Linked DNA regions of Homo sapiens: region 1 is linked to region 2. A link is a loop called in an ENCODE intact Hi-C map of the cell type or tissue named here. Cell type or tissue: K562. All regions are shown on one strand. Each heading gives the region's core, and the rest is flanking DNA. Links, peaks and the distances in the headings are about the cores only.

Region 1 (8,755 bases), core at 541-8,540, 1.9 Mb after region 2:
GCTGTTCATTTTCCACCGCTTGTGGAAACCCTGACTGTCCAGAGGCCTTCTATTGGCTCCAAAACAGATCAGGATTTCTTACAAACCTCTTTTCTCCTTGGATTATTTTTTACTGATCCAATGTATTTATAGCTTATATTTCCTATGGAAAAAAATTATTATAAAGTAATCTCCAAAATGTGTACAAATTTTCATAGAAAATATGTTTTTCTTGAACAGAAATCTATGAAACAATGATTTTAATTTGACTTGAATGCACAGATATCAGAGACTAGAGAAACAGGTTTAAAGATTTGAAAGTACCTTCAAAATTATATTTTAATATGTCAGGAGAAATAATCCTGCATATTACCATCACGTTGATAATGTAGCATATTAATATATGTACTACCTTATCCATATACTACCATTACATTTACATTGCCCTGGAATATAACCATTTAGGCACAATTGCTATCTCTCCATTAAAGGAAGTAAGAAACTCATCTATTGTACAATTCTAAACTGTGAATCTTTTTTCAAGTTAAAACAAAGTCAAAGATGGAGCCCTACAGAAATAGGAGAGAGAAATTTTGATAAGAAAAGAAAGATGGGGGAGAAATGGTGTGATTATTGCTCACAGTAGGGAGAAAAAAGAATTGAGTTAAGGGGAGTGTAAGAATGTCATAGATTGGTAAAGTTGAAATAAGAAACCATTTATTCAATTTTTCCCAATTCTGTACCTGGAAAAGACTTGGATCTATTCTAGCATTGTTAGTCATATATGTGGGTCAAACATCATTTACATTCCTTTTTGTTAGGCCATTGAAAAGGAATGATAGATTGAGGCTCATGGTTGTTTTTCCTATATTTTCTATTTACTTCAAAAATCCATATATTGCCAACTCGAATGTACTGAAATTGACTTAATATAGCTATGAGGTTAATATTTCCCACACATAAGGGAGAACAAGTTATAGTTAATGGGAATTAACTAGTGGTTGACATGGAATGTGAATCTAGTTGTCTTGATTTCAAAAGTCAAGGTCCTTCAGTATCAAAATCATGTGTCTGTCTTCACTGACAGAAATCTCTAGAATGTCTCTATTATTCACTGTAGCATGGTTACATCTACAGGGGCATATAAATACATTATATATTCATTATGTATTTATTATATATATTCATTACATATATATATTCACAAATCTCACCATTTAGAGAGAAATCTTATTTTATAAGCCTTAATTATATCTCTCATGATTATTGTATTTTCTGAGAACTCTAAGAAACTGCTGTTGAAGTAGGTTAGTAGGGGATGGGCATGACTGAAAAATACTATGTAGTTTTCTTCGTGCAACTACTTATTTAAATGTAAATTTTAAGTTAGTCGTTAAGAAGAACAGAAAGAGTTCCTTAGAGGCTAGCGGAGATAAAGAAAGAAGTGAGGTGGTTGGGCAAGGGAGAACTTCAGTGAAAGAAATGCAATATTTGAAACTTGTTTAATGTAGATATATGAAAGGTAATATAAATACTTCTTCATTTCTTCAGTAAAACATACTTTTTCTTGATATTACATTAGAGAGTTTAATCTGTTTGAGCATGAGACACAGTCCAGAGTTTTTCATCTTTAGCAGAAACCGAGATTGGTCAAGGAGAAAATATTATGCTTGAGATATTATGGCCACTAAGCCATCAATCTAGCTACCCATCCCTTAAATTATTTTTGGAATAAGATAAAAGATAAAGAAATGTTTTATATTTGTATATATGTAGAGTCAATGAGAGGCAAACACTAGATAATTTTTTTTAGAAAGACTAGAACTGTGCATTCTTCCTCCCAATTGAATATTATGTGTAAAAATACGAGTAAAAATATTGTGAAAAAATTACTAAAGAATTATAATTGTGAATAAGTTAACATTTATATATCTGTATATGAATATATCAAGTTTTCTGCAATATTTTGTATTTTTCACTGTCTCTACTTATATCACTTCTAAAATTAGACTTTCTATCTCATGTAAGTCACAGAAGTTGGAAATTTGTACTTTAGGAAATACAATATTTTCAATTTAGATTATATCAATTAGTAGAAAAACATATTCATTGCAGATGACACAATTCACATGAAAATACCACACAACATTTTTGAATGACAGAAAATTTGTAAAAAAATGTGAATGCAGTGTTTGAATTATTTTTGGCATTAATTCTACAAGTTATTTTTATTACACTATTAAAATATTTGACATGTTAACACTTTAAGTGTCTCAAATGTGCATTTAATTCAGATTTAGTAACACAAGTTTTGCTTATGAAAACTAAGTCAATTATTGAAAGCATTTCCTAAGGTTTAGCAATTATTTGAGAGCTGCATTTACTCTAAAGTAATTAGCTCAAATGGCATGTTCATGAAAGCAGATTTAGAACAACTTTACATATTGGTATGACAGGGAAATGTTTAGTACCAATATAGCTAAAAATATTTAAATTTATTTGATCTGGCAAGCATTTTATTTTAAACAAAGGAACAAGTAGACATTTTAAAGTATATTTGTCACATTTTCAAGATACAAAATTGCCATATTTATGGCTAGAATCTTGTATAAAATAAAAATGTCAAAATTAATTGAAACAATGTAAAATTTTAGGGAGTTCTTACTTTGTTTTTATGTTATCAACTTTCTTATTTGAATATGATATAAGCAAAAGAGTATAGTTTATGAGGCTGTATATGTTACATAGTAAGATAGAACAAAACAAAAATCCAGATACTCATGACTCAGCTTACAAAAATAGAGCACTACAAATAAAGTTGAATTCCCTGCTCTGTATTAACTGATCACATTGCTTACTCTTACTTAATGAAGTAACCACTGCTCTGAATTTGGTTTTACTCATTCCCTTGTTTTGCTCTATAGTTTTACAACATACATACGCACACACCACACACATTTAATATTGCATTACTTGGTTTTACTGTGTGTGTGTGGTGTACACACATATAAAAAATTGAACTTTATTCTTCCATGATAAATCTATTTATTGTATTTTATTTCATTTTTGTTTTTGAGGTATTTAAATGCTAATGCTTGAAGCAGGAATTAATTTATTTTTATGATGTTACAATAAATATTATTCTGTATGCGTATTTATGTATTTATTTATTGCTTCTTCAGTTAACGAATTTTGTTTAACTCTTTTTTTTTCTCTGCCATTATGAGCAAAGCTGTTATTAGCTTTTTTTTTTTTTTTTTTTTTTTTTTTTGAGACAGAGTCTTACTTTGTTGCCCAGGCTGGAGTGCAGTGGTGCGATCCTGGCTCACTGCAATCTCCGCCTTCTAGGTTCAAAGAACTCTCATGCCTCAGCCTCCCAAGTAGCTGGTGGTACAGGCATGTCGCACCACACCCAGCTAATTTTTCTTGTATTTTTAGTAGAGAGAGGGTTTCTCTGTGTTGGCCAGGCTGGTTTCAAACCACTGGCCTCAAGTGACCCACCCACCTTGCCTCCCAAAGTGCTGGGATTACAGGTATGAGCCACCATGCCTGGCCAGCATTCTTGTACACATTTTCTGTCACACATATGTAAGAGGCTCAGTCATAGTGTTAGAGTAGGTAGCTAGGCAGACATGAGCAGGACCGGAAAGTCCCCTCCAAGAAATGTCAGGCAACCATCAGATGATGGTCAGGCAGTTATTAGTTTGTCTTTCTAAAATAATAATTGCTCATAACTGGTGCCAGGGAAAGGTAGTCCTCTAATACATAGAAAACACCTTCAGCTAGTGATCAGCAGCTTTCCAATAAGATCTCAGGAGTTGAAAAAGTGGGCTTAAGCATGCACACTAGGAGGCAAAATGACAGAGTTTAACAAGTATATGACCTTCCTCTGGTAATACTCCACGGCTAAGGGAAACAGCTTTAAATGAGCATGCACACAACTTCACAACTTCAGTAAGCACACTGTGCATGTGGCCCCTCCCAAGTGAGGGTGAGGTTGCTGCAGACCCCATATGGATATGAATACGTTCTGCCAGTAACACTCTCACTTGTACCTTAGGACTCAAAGTTGATAACTGAGCTGCCACTGTCATTGCTACTACCACTCTAGGAAACGTAGAGAGTGATCGTGCTGCTGACTCTACCTGGTCTATCTCAACACCAATACAATCAGAACAATGCAGTTTCTTCTACCACTCTGTTCTAGCCACACTCCAGCTTTTCCTGTCTCACAGCCTTGAAAACCTCAAAGACCAGCATATATCCTCCTCTCTGTCAGGTAAGTCTCATTACTCTCCCCAGGATTAGCTAGTTCACAGGATGTTTGAATATGGAATCGTTGATTCTCTAGCAAGTAAAGAGAATACCTGCCCCATCCATTCAAGAATTGAGTTTGCTGCAGACCCGTCGGATTTGCCGCTGCTACCATGCTTTGGCGTCTTGACTTTTTCTGCCCGAGGCATTCAACCTCCCAAGTATGTTAGCTGTGGTGAATCTGATTCGTCTGCAGCAAACTCAATTCTTGCCTTCTCAGAAGAAACAATTCGGCTGAGGGACATAAGGCAGAGTGAGAAATTGAAGCACGTTTTAGAGTAGGAGTAAGAGTTTATTAAATAGCTTTAGAGCAGGAATGAAAGAAAGTAAAGTACACTCGGAAGAGGGCCAAGTAGGCAACTTGAGAGAACCTTGACCCTCGACTTGGGGTTTTATATGTTGTCATGATTCCAGGGTTTGCATTTCTCCTCCCCTGATTCTTCCCTTGGGGTGGGCTGTCCACATGCGCAGTGGCCTGCTAGCACTTGGGAGGGGCCACATGTTCAGTGTGTTTTCTGAAGTTGTGCATATGTTCATTTAATGAGGTTTTTCTCTTACCGGTCAAGTGTTCCCAGAAGAAGGTCACGTATCAGTTAAACTCCGCCATTTTGCCTCTAAATGCGCATGCTTGAACTCACTTGCCCAATTCCTGAGATCTTATCAGGAACTGTCAATCACCAGCTTCTGTTGTTTCTATCTGTTGGGAGACTGCCTTTCCTTGGCACCTGCTACAAGCAGCTATTATTTTAGAGACACAGACTAACAACCCTCTGATCGTCACCTGATGGTACCCTGACATTCCTTGTTGGGTTTGGGGCCTTTCCTGCCCTGGTCATGTTTGCTTAGCTGGCTGCTTTAACAATACAATATACTATATTTAACTTCAGTAGTTTTTCAAACTACTGTTTGTAAATTTTTTTTTGTCTTCTAGAGTGATTGTTCTACCACAGGTTTATATGAATTTGAATTTTTCTTATTTTATATTGCCATCATATCTGGTAATATGAGACTCTATTTCTTTCTTCAATTTTTTTGAGAGTAAAATTATACTTCACTGTGGTTTTCATGTTTATTTTAATGAAATAAAGCTCAATAGTTTCCTATCTTTTAAAAGCCACTATGCATTTCCTTTTCTTAGAGATTCTTGTTTTTGTGCTTTCCCATTTTAAGTATTGTGTAGTTTTTTTTTTTAACTTACTAATTTTAGGGTCTCTTTATATATACTTGATAGCACCCTTTTATAGTTTTTAGATGTAGCACATATCTTTTCCCGGAGTATAATATCTCTAAGAATATTGTTTACTTTTGATTTAGTCAGATAAGGTATTCTATAAAATAGTGATATTTTAGAAAGCTAAACATTTAAAACACCTAAAAAGTAGTTCATTAATCTAAATATTCCAAATGAATTTGAAAAGAATTATTTTTACACTCGTTGGAAGCAATACTGTATACACATTCCTTAGATCAAATATAATTTCTTATTGTCATACCTTCAATATCATTACACTGTGGTTTTGTTTTTGTTTTGTGTTATTTATCAACCACTGAGAGGTATATATTTAAAGAAAACTCCTAAATCAGGTGGGTTTGCCAATTTTATTTTGTAGTTTTATTAGTTAATATATATTTATATATTTTATGATGTTCATACATTTAATTTGTAACATTATTTTAGTATCAAAATAGTACCTGAAGCTCCACATTTTCTAGAACTAGCCAAACAAGTGATTCTAAAATTTATATTTAAAAACAAAAGACAAGTACAAGCAGTAAAACTTTGAAGAAAATTCAATGATAGCAAGCTAGTAATCCACCCAGCAATGGTAAACATAGGATTAAGCATCCATAAGCAAAACAGCACAGCACCCTTTCACTATTAATTGACTGAATTGAAGCAAAGTTTTCTAAAGTATAGAAATAGAGCCAAATAAGCCTGGACATTTAAGACGTGACAAAAATACCATATCCAATCTATGGGGGAAAGGTCAACTTTATAATAAATAATATTTGAGCTAAATTTTGCCTATCAGAAAAAGATTATAATCATAAAAGTCTCACGTAATATACCATAATTTATGAATCAACTCAATTTTTAAATGTGAAAAGGAAACAGAACAACCGGAAAGAAACCTGAGTTAATTTTTTTATATACCCTTGTCATTGAGCAGGACTTGCCATTGTGTCACAAACAACAAAAGCCACAAAAGAAAAGCTGGGTAGATTAAATTATATAAAAAATAAAGAATACATGCATTAAAAAAATTCCTTAGTAAAGTCAGAAGGCAAATTACCAATGGGAAGTGTGTGTATGTGCTTGTGTGGATGCATGTGCACATGTGTGCATGTATACCATTTATACTACAGATTTATACCATTGAAATAGGGCAAATCTATGTACTCAACAATCAAAAGAAGACAGGTAAAGAAATTGTAGGTAAACTGTCTCTCTCTTCTCACTGGGTGTTTTGAAGTTTTTTTTTGTTTTTTTTTTCTCTACCATTTCACAAAAGATGTCCATGATTGCTTTTATGTATTGATTTTTATACATCTATAATTTTACATTTTCTTTTGCTTCATGAATATTCCTATTTTTTCTGTTTCCCCTATTATCTATTTCTAGGCTTGTTATTAGAAATATATTAAAGTCACACATCCAAAATCTTTGATATTCTCAATCAGTTTGATGGTAATTTATTCAGATGTAATTATTGTTGATATAATTTAGTCAAATCTAACTAGGAGCTTATCAATTATTTCCCATCTCTGCCTTATCCCGTTCAACTTATATACTTTTCTTCTTTTGTGTTTTAATTTCTAGAAGTTCTATTTTTTGAATTATTCCTGTTTGTTTTCATAGGCTTCTCTTTTTTATGATTTCAATAATATATGCTTGTTAGTTTCTTAAATTCTTGTAGCTTTATTTTTATATGGTATTTATGGGACTGACACAAACATCTATATACACACATATTTATAATATATATCATCCTATAAATATTTGCTAACTCCAGCTTATTGTGTTGTATTTGAACTTATTTTTACTCTGCATATATGTTCCTCATAATTTATGGCCTTGACAAATTAACTGAATGAAGACATACCTACCCACAATATGCAACTATAAAACTTGACTAGCTATATAAAATAATTGCTTTCAGACATTAGACAACCGATAGTATAGGACTGTAATCTCTGAGAAAAGAAAATAAGCTAGATAACATCTATGTTCACCTGAATTTTCTGCCTAGAGACTATTTTCAATGACAGTACTGGAGAAGAAACCTTAAATGACAAAAAATCTTACTGAGTTGAGGAGATGGAGACCAGACGTTAGAGTAACTGAGACAGATGGAATTTATGGGACAGAATACCAGGAATGAGGCAACTACCTAAAGAAAGAGCTCCAGATATCTGCATTTGCGTCACTTTGAGTCTTTGCTGAATGATAAAAAGACGTCTTCATGGAGCGAAGTTCCCACAGGCCTGGCAAAGAACATGTACTCAGAGATACAAGCTAAACAATTTTCAGAGCTTATAGAGAAATAGCAGATGTAAGAATTCCTATCAACCAGAATGGAGAGACCTCACAGAAAAGCTTTGGCATGAATAGTAGGGCTAAACAATCACATGAATAAATATTTCACTAGACTAGCCCTAGAAAAACAAAAATAACTTTCAAAAGTTTCAAGCTTACTTTGGGAGGCCGAGGCGGGCGGATCACGAGGTCAGGAGATGGAGACCATCCTGGCTAACACGGTGAAACCCCATCTCTACTAAAAATACAAAAAATTAGCTGGGCGTGGTGGCGGGCGCCTGTAGTCCCAGCTACTCCGGGGCTGAGGCAGGAGAATGGCGTGAACCCAGGAGGCGGAGCTTGCAGTGAGCCGAGATCGCGCCACTGCACTCCAGCCTGAGTGAAAGAGCGAGACTCCGTCTCAAAAAAAAAAAAAAAGTTTCAAGCTGATTTGGAAATAAATCAACTCTCTGCCAAAACATGTTTAAAAGAACTTGCTTTTAAAGTTACTTTTCAATACTCTTTAAAAGAAGACAATAAAATCCAGACACATGAGAATATAATAATCAAAATTGCCCTACCATACAATAAGAATTACTAGAAATGGAATAAAGCACAAACAGGTAACTAATCACTAGGAGAGAAACAAGTCAATAGAAGGAGATTCTGAAATAATAATGGTTAAGAGCATTATCAAAAAAATACTTTACAACAATTCTTTTCACAAATTTAAAGAAAAATATGAACATTACGAGAAATATGGAAACTATAGAAAAGAAACAAATGTAAAATGTTGAGCTAAGAAATTAATATTGAAAGAAAATATTTCAATCGATGTAATTAATAGCAATTTAGATATTGCATAAAGATAAGTAAGTTTAAAGATAGCAAAAATGGTAAAAACAACAACAAAAAAAACCCAACACTAAAAAATCTGTATAAACT
Region 2 (8,755 bases), core at 285-8,284:
AAGCTAAGGAGACTTGCAGGTGATGATGGTCACTACGTGGGGAGAGTTGCTGGAGGTGGAGAGGGAACCAGACTGGTGCAGTGGAATTATTACTGAGTGAGGAAGAGTCAGAAAACTAGAGGTTGGGTCCCAACATTGGCACTTGTGAGCTGTGAGGCCTTGGGCAAATTACTTTACCATTTGCTCTTTTTTCCCCCCTCATCTGTTAATAAAGAGAGGTAACACTTTGCTAATCTGGCATGGCCACAAGGATCAGATGAAATAATATGCCTGAAGGATGAAAGGCCTCAACTGCCTGGCATGGCGCACCGCTCCTGATTGATAGGCAATGAGCAAATATCACGTGCAATGAAATGAACTGCCACTGTCTGAAATATCTGCTATTATCTGAAACCTCAGCTTCCTCTGTCTCAGTTTTTCTATAGGTAAAGCTGGGATGATGATAGTATCTACCTTGAGGAATTGTTTTAAGGATTAAATGAGAAGGCAAGTTGTGAAGCCTTTGTAAACACTGTTTCCTCATATTGCTGCTTCTCACACATGTCCATATTATCAACATTTTAGAAGCAACGCCAGTTGAGGAGGTACTTGAGTTTGGTATAATATAGCTGTTTTTCCAGGAGACTCTAAAAAGCTCCTTTCATTTCGAAAGCAAACAGCAAAATACAGCTTCTAAACATTGCTATTTTCCCTGAATTTTCTGAACCTTGAGCAAAAAAGTTGTTTCTCTCTTGAGAGGCTCTGTTCTGATTGGATCAGCCAGAAAAGCCCAATAGGAAGTTATTTTCAGGGCCAAGAGTACCAGGGCAATATTACAGCAAAAGTTTGATATATTATGCTGATGGTTAAACTGGGCCTTGTGTTCCGTATATGAAAAAGTATACTTCTTTCAAATTCCTGCATATACTAACTACTCTCTCCCAGGAGTGTTTCTAGGGCTTTCACAGTATTTAGGAGGAAAAGTCAGGAATTCACTTTAACATTTCTGTTTTCTATTAATTAGGCACTGTTTAGCTGTTTTCTTTTTAGAAAGAAACTAGTAGCAGAATTTGAACTAGTAGCAGAATTGTGCTTTCCATTCTTCTCCTCTAATCTTTGTTGTCTTTGTTATTCCCTTTGTTATAAGGAGAGTGGGATAAATAAAAGTATTCAAAGGCCCAGTTCATTGTCCTTTGGCCATATTTCACCTTCATTATGTTACAGCCTAGTCTGAACCCTTTTAACAAGTTTTCCTTTTTATGTCCTGCTCTCCTACATGACTTTTGAGTGAAAAAGAGTACTGTGCTCTAACACACAAACACAAATGCTCACAAATGCATGCACGTGCACACACAAATGAACACATACACACTATTCAAAAGGCACCACTGCATTGCTTACCCATAGAGGTGAAAGCAGGAAGTAAATCCTTTTGAATTCATCTCATGAGGTTTTTTTTTCCCTGCCTCCAATTGGTTTCTCAAGGAGATCTCATAGCTTCTCCAATCAATTTTAATTAATGTTCTCCAATCACTATTAGTCACAAAATCACGTTCATTTCATCAATTAAGATTTGTGTCCCATGTAAAAATTAAAAATTTAAATTTAATTTAACTTTAAAGTTTCTTTTTTTCTCTCAGCCTGATAAACTTTTAGAAGCTCAAAGTTTGGGAGGATACCTGATCACTTTATTTTCTCTCTTCTGTCTCCTCCCCCTCCTCCTCTTCCTCCTCCAGTAACTCATTCGTTATAGTTTTTGACCCTACTAGGATCAAAATTAAGGTTCCAGAAAGTTTTTCTTTCCCCTCAGTAATTTAGATTGGTTTGTGGCAAATGCATGGTGCTATCTTTTGCTTTTCAAATGTGCCAAAAAAAAACCTTTCTTTAGCTGTGTAGGAAGGAATCAAATTATTGGTTGACAGTCCTGGCTCTGGGCTAAGAGAATAAAGACCATTTTAATTGCTTTATTGAGGGGCTTGCCAGAGTTTTGTAGGGAAAGCAAAGCATTAAATTAAGCAGTTGAGTAACGTTATGAGGACACAGCAGTGGTAGACAAGCACGCCAGAATTCTTATTGTACTTTAAAAACTAAATGCTGGCAGCAAAAATTCCTTTGAGTCATTTTTCTCTAAATTCAGATTCAGGAAGTGCACTCTTAAAATAAGTTCATTTTTGGAGTTCCATCTTAACTATAGCTTCAGGCCAAAAGACAGACTTCTCCAAGTAGAACTGCCCTGCATAGGATCACATTTTAGCAAAACCTGTGTGTACGTGTGTGTGTGTGTGTGTGTGTGTGTGTGTATGTGTGTTGATTGTTGCTGACAGAAACAAACTTCAATCATTAGGAGCAAGAACTGAAAGGATTAGCTTTTAATTAAAAAAAGATTAAATATGGAACTTTAACTGTCAAAAAAGCATTTTATTTCAAGCAAATTTTATAGGCAAAATTTCTAGGCAACAATGAAGTTGTATTTTACATACTGACGTAAAACATTCTTGTAAATAAAATAGGCTTTCCTCTCTTGAAAGCCAAAACATTAAAATTAAGAACCAAAACAATAACAAAAATATAAAATAAGGGATAAACACAAATTAATGAATAGATTATAGTGTTAAACAGAATGTATTTGCCTTAAATCAGATTTTAATATCTTCTATATATTCATAATGAAAAATTAAGAAGTCATTATTAATTTATAAACAGACTTGCTGCAGGTTTCATTTGAATTGCTACCTTTTGATTATTTTTAAAGTAGTATCAATTTTCAAAAATCATTTCAGAGAAACAAATTGTAAATTCATACTGTGTAAACCTGTTGCTTCTGAATGTACAGCACTGTGATCAGTGCTAAAGGAGTACAAAATAAAGCTAAAGACAAAGTTTCCTTCAGAAGCTTATAATTTCACTAGGAAGGAAAAACAGACGTTCAAGGATTCAGTTAATGAAGAACACAGAATAAACAGTGTTTCAGTAACTAGGATGCCTGTGTACACTAAGAGTAATTGCAATTTAGAGGTCACAGCTACCTCATGGTCCAGGTGGAAGGAAGCCACAGTTGGATTCTGAGCAACATTGAATTAGAATGTGTGCAAGAGAATGGTGAGGATGGAGGGAGGCTGTGGGAAGGGACCAGTGAATGAAAACCTCAGTGGATGGTTACAACTGTAAAGGGTGGAGAAGAGCAAAGAGATTAGCTTTTCTTATGCTAAGGGCCCAGCTTGGAGAAAATGTCATGTGCAGGGTGCTATTGCTATACCACAAAGGGGAGAAACATGGGCAGACAGAAAAGGACAGTGTGAGTAACCCTGAGAACAGAAAGGAGTTCTTGTGCTTTAGAAAAGAGGTGTGGGCCGGATGCGGTGGCTCACGCCTGCAATCCCAGCATTTTGGGAGGCCAAGGCGGGCAGATCATGAGGTCAGGAGATCGAGACCATCCTGGCTAACACGGTGAAACCCCGTCTCTACTAAAAATACAAAAAATTAGCTGGGCATGGTGGCGGGTGCCTGTAGTCCCAGCTACTCGGGAGGCTGAGGCAGGAGAATGGTGTGAACCCCGGAGGCGGAGTTTGCAGTGAGCCGAGATCGCACCACTGCGCTCAGCCTGGGTGACAGAGCGAGACTCCATCTCAAAAAAAAAAAAAAAAAAAAAAAAAAAGAGTTGTGAAATTGAATCTTAACATTTTAGCAATGGTCCTTTGGGACTCCAGAGAAAACGGAGTGAAAAAGCAGGTTTGGAAAAGAGAATCTGATTTTAGAACTAGAGTAAGAGAAGTTGTCCTGGAAATCCCTGCCTGTCTCCTCTACCTTTTTATTGTTGTTGTTGTTGTTGTTGTTGTTGTTTTCTGAGACAAGGTCTTATTCTGTCACCCAGGCTAGTGGCACAATCTTGGTTCACTGCAACCTCGACCGCTCAGGCTCAAGTGATCCTCCCACCTCAGCTTCCTGAGTGGCTGAGACTACAGGCATGCACCACCACCCTTGGGTAATTTTTAAATTTTTTTGTAATGATGAGGTCTCACTATATTGCCCAGGCTGATCTCAAACTCCTGGGCTCAAGGGATCCTCTAACCATGTCCTCCCAAAGTGCTGAGATTACAGGCTTGAGCTACCATGCCTGTCCTCTACTTCTTAATGGTAACCTCACCCTAGCACATCAGCTCATTCATCTTTAAGATGATGTTAACTACCGACTAGTTATTATCTTCACTGGGTGAAGTTGAATTTAAATGATTATACCAAATCTGTGCGCTTTTTTTTTTTTTTTTTTACATTTTTTGGTTCATTCTGTATCAATGAGCAGTTGTGATATGACAGTTATGTGTGAATTCATCTATAACAGTGGATTTTGGGGAAATGAATAGGCCAAAAAGGAAGATATTCTCCAAAACTCTTAAAATTTAAAGGTTGCAGTAGGATGCTACTCCAGCTAATTTTAAGCTAGCCCTCCTGTATTCTTACAGTTATTTCTCTCTCTCTTTCTTTCACACACATGTACTCATTTTCTTATTCTATTTTATAACAATTTCCCCTTATGCTGACTTCGAAAACTTATTATCTTAAAAAATCTTATTGCATGCATTCCTGTAAGCAGCTACCTCAAACGCTTTTTGAGCCAGGCTGAAAATAAATAAAGCCAAATTTAAAAAAACAAAAACAAAAAACACTCCAAATCTTGCCAAACTGATGAATCAAATGTTTTTTGATTGTATTTTCTTTAACCTTTATCTATATGAATACATAATTTACACATATTTATAGTCAAGGTGTTTGGGTAAAAGAACAAAAAATGATTTATCCTCTTTCAAAGAAGAGGACTACAAAAGGACTGAAAAATACTTTGGGAGGCCCCAGGTCCAGGATCCCTGGTGGTAGACCCCTGAGTGGAGCGTAGCATCCGCCAGGCAGCTTGAGACACACCTATATTTAGCCAAGGTGGGTTATGTGATAAGAGGGAGGAGGCCTGGCCACATGCTCTCTGACTCATCCTCTCAAGCACATGTGTCAATTTTTCCTACAGTTGGGACAACCTCCTTCAGAAGACAGAGCCTGACTGTAACTTTCCTGGGCTGCAATGCTTAACTTCTACAGAACAAAGTATAGAAACTAAGAAGCACTGGGAGTCCCCGAGCTTTCAATGAGCCACACTAGTGATAACATCGTTATTACTTGCTTTGAGCACCCCCACCCCCGCCACGCATGTGCCTTTTCTCTGGTTTGGAACTGGAGCTTGTGCTTCTGTGCAGTGTCTAATTCCTCCCCAGACTCCCTAGCAGCCTGCCAGGTCAATAAGGGCATGTTAAAATGAAACTGCTTTAACGGCTACTTCATTTCCTTGCACTTTGTGTTCAAAGCTGGCATGTGTAATCCTGTGATACACAGGACTTTAGATTAGAGCTGGGCCAACACAATTTTTAGGATCCTTTTTGAGGGGAGATTGGCAAGAGATGGAAGAGAGTGCAGAATAATTTTGAGCATGAATTTTAATCATTTCTCTACAATGACTAGCTTTGTGACCACAGGCAATCTAGCATCCCAGGGCCTCAGTTTCCTCATCTTTGAGTATGTCTGCATTCTCCTCAAGACTGTGATTATCACCAGGGTGAGAAGCGTGAATGGCACAGTGCTTGGTATAAGCAGTGCATGGCTGATAGCTGTTTGCTGATGGCTAAGAGATGGAAAACGACCTGGTTGTAGCCGACATCACAATGAAGAGACTCTTCTTTCTAATGTGGATAAAGCTTCTCCTGTATCTGCCTTCCTCCTAGTAACACTGACTAAAATGTAATGCTGACTACCTAGATCACAAAGAAGAATTTTCTACAGAAGCCAAACAAGGCCATTGTTTACATGCCACATGTGCTAAGTCTCAATCTTGACATTCCCCAATCCAACTTCCTGGCAAATATTGTTTGACTTAGGGAACTGAGTTAACAGATATTGAACATACGGCTGTTGAGTACCTTCACTTATCAGTGGGCCAAGAAAAAAAATGCCAGGAACCCAATTATATTTGAATCAGATTAAATATCTATGTTTTGATCCACATCTGGTGATATAGTTATAGGAATTTAACTTTTTGAAGGACTGGTTACTGAAGGCCCATTGGGCAGCTTTAGAACTGCATTACCTTGAGAAAGTGTTGTAACTTCTGAGCGCCCTCGCCAGCTTGTTAATTTGAACCATAATGACTGCCTCCTCCTTTGCAGGGCTCATATGGAGTTCATCTATGTGTATGCAGGCTCTTTGTAAATAGTGAATGTCTACAAATATAAGTGATTATTATTATGCTTTTTATACCTCCTGTAGGTGTTTGCTGGTCATGGACTGATTGACTTTTTCCAACATTATGATTCCTATGTAACTGATCTCCTGAAATATCTACCATCTCCACCTATAAAGGAGATTAAATTTTAGGGAGTAAAGTCACTTCTCTTGCTATCCTGCTTATCATTACTTATGATTAGGCAGAATTCTGCTGGTTAAGATATGATTCCAGGGAGGCCTAGAAGAGTCCTTCTGTGTGCTTCTTTCCCAAATATATTCCTGACAAACTTGCTAATAATGAAAAGTTCCAAAATTGGGAATTCACTTCATTGTCACTATTCTAATGGAATTACACTTTAAGCTCTACCATTTATATACACGTTATTATGAACTGAGTTCATCTAATCATTTTAATAGGTTTTCAACAGAGGGAAGAAAATTGAACATGAGCTAATGGTAGGGACCAAAGTCTCAGAGAACAAGAACTCTGCAACTGCTAATAAGAGAATTTTTGTCTCTGTAGCTGGTGAAATATTTGAATGATATCCAATGATTAATGTTTCTTTAATTCTCTAGGTGACCAAAAATCACACAGAATTATCTAGCAATAAATCCTCTTTACATAACAGCCAAAGCACTTGGGGTTGAGGAAAGAGAAGAGAAATAGGTCTTACCCAGCAGGTCTGGTGTCTTCAATGGCTCTATCCACTGGGATCAAATCGCTAAGGTAGACATTGAAGTTTCCTTCTTTCCATCTTCTTTCTGCCTCCTTCTCCTTTCCATGGGGGACAACTACAGGACGCCCAAACTGCCCTGGAGCTTTGGGGTCCCTTGGAGAAAGTGTCACATCAATTCTTAACACCTGGTGCGTTCCACTGTCTTCAGGTAAAAGGGCTTTTATATGACTCTGGTTGTATTCTGTAGAGGGGGCTTTGGCAGTTATGTTGATTTTTGCTGGCTCTAGCCCTCCAGTTAAAGCATGGTTAGTTTGGGACAGTGGCACTCTATGTGGAGCAAGTGAAGAGGAAGACATCTCACTTCTATTCCTGGAAATGTGTTTACTTTGGCTTTTACCCAATACTTTAGGAAATATTGTTTTGGTTTTAGAATTAGAGACCTCTTTGGGGTCTGCCTTTTGCTCTTCCTCTTTGGTTATAATCACAAGATGGCTTTCAGAGAAATTGAGTTTCTTCCCATGAGCCCCTCTAGCTCCATCATCCTTTGACAAACTTCCCAAAGGTGTCTCATTAATAGATTGCTTCCTTAAGCGATTTGAATTGACAGTGAACTTAGGAAAAGGAAGACTCGTATTGGCTTTGTGTTTATTTGCATTGACTTCTTTGCTCTGAGTCTTAGTTTTGTTTAAGGCCATGGCTTCCCCAGACTTCGGCACTGCTGTGCTGGCAGGGTGTGCCCTCTCGTTTGCTACTGCCTGTGATCGCTGCTTTGGTCTATCAGTACTAAGACTGATGGTCACATTCAAGTCCCTTTCAGCTGCTAGTTTTGATGTGTCACTGCTGGGACTATGACTCTTCCGGGGCTCCTGTTTTAAACTGACACGTCCCATGTGTACTGATATTTTGACTACCTGAGTTCCTTTTGCTGCTATGAATGAGGTCTTTGGAGCCCCCTGAGCTGTCGTTTGCTTTGGTGTCCCCTGGTGAGAGGAGGCTTCAGGTTTGGTGCCTCTCCCGTCTGTCTTCTGCTTGTTAGGAGTCACAGGGAGGGTCTGCAGATGTGCAGGATGCCACAACGGCACAACCTTGCCCCTTCCCAGGGCATTCTGCATTTTTCTTTCCCTCTGGGTTTGGTCCAAGTCCACCTCAACCTTGAGCACACTCTCCTCAGTTTTTCTAACATTCTCTTTGCCCCATGCCCCTTTCCCATGTCCCCTTAGGGGAGGTTTCATCTCTTTTATGCTGCTGTAAAAAATTTTTCCTTGGTCTGGCTGAACTCTGAATCCTATCCGCTCCCTCCTCACAATGTCTTCCTTGATGACCCGAGTGTTGATCTCACTGAATGAGAGGCGGAGAGCTGCCATGTCAAAGAGGAGCCAGATGACAGAAGCTACAAAGATAAATGCCAAGACTCGCCCACTTCCTCGGAAAAACTTTCGGATCCTGTTCATGGTACAAAGCTTTCCCTAGCAGCCTGCCCTCCCTTAGCCTGCTTACCTTGAGTGGAGAGGAAGCTGAAGTAGCAGCAGCAGCAGCAGCAGCAGCAGAGTTGCCAGAAAGTGACCCCCTCCCCTGAACACAGCAGGAAGCAGCAGTCCAAGGGGAAAGCTCAGTTCCTACCGCTTGTCAGTCTCTGCCTGCGTGGCATTTCATAGCAGAGCATCTGTGCCTGCTTGGCTGGCCCTGGCTAAGTTCTGATAAACACTGGCCTTAGGTCACTCCAGGAGCAGTTGATTCCAGCCACCGAACAGTTCAACATATCACTTGTCTTGTCTCCGGGAGCCCATGTCCACCTTCCTACAAGCCCAAGAAAAGGTGGGGGCCAGATTGAGACT

The links. Hi-C counts contacts between places; a loop is a spot of excess contacts. Peaks named below come from ENCODE experiments on the same cell type or tissue, not always from the same donor. Only the 100,000 strongest peaks of a DNase experiment are listed, where the experiment ranks them.
Region 1: it touches region 2 in a loop (8-fold over the local background); 1 of 110 quality-filtered maps calls a loop at or near these places.

What each region holds. Positions count from the first base shown.
Region 1 is chr2:155,359,727-155,368,481 of GRCh38, reverse strand. LOC105373699 (a long non-coding RNA gene) reads right to left here and starts at 5,073. Exons shown (of 4, transcript XR_923496.2): 1 at 4,852-5,073. In K562, for the core only: no CTCF peak of the experiment used is centred there; a DNase peak (open chromatin) is centred at 4,951; H3K4me3 peaks cover 604 bases.
Region 2 is chr2:157,257,699-157,266,453 of GRCh38, reverse strand. GALNT5 (polypeptide N-acetylgalactosaminyltransferase 5) reads right to left here and starts at 8,749. Exons shown (of 10, transcript NM_014568.3): 1 at 6,918-8,749. The coding sequence starts at 8,371. In K562, for the core only: no CTCF peak of the experiment used is centred there; DNase peaks (open chromatin) are centred at 3,141, 4,913 and 7,743; H3K4me3 peaks cover 5,777 bases.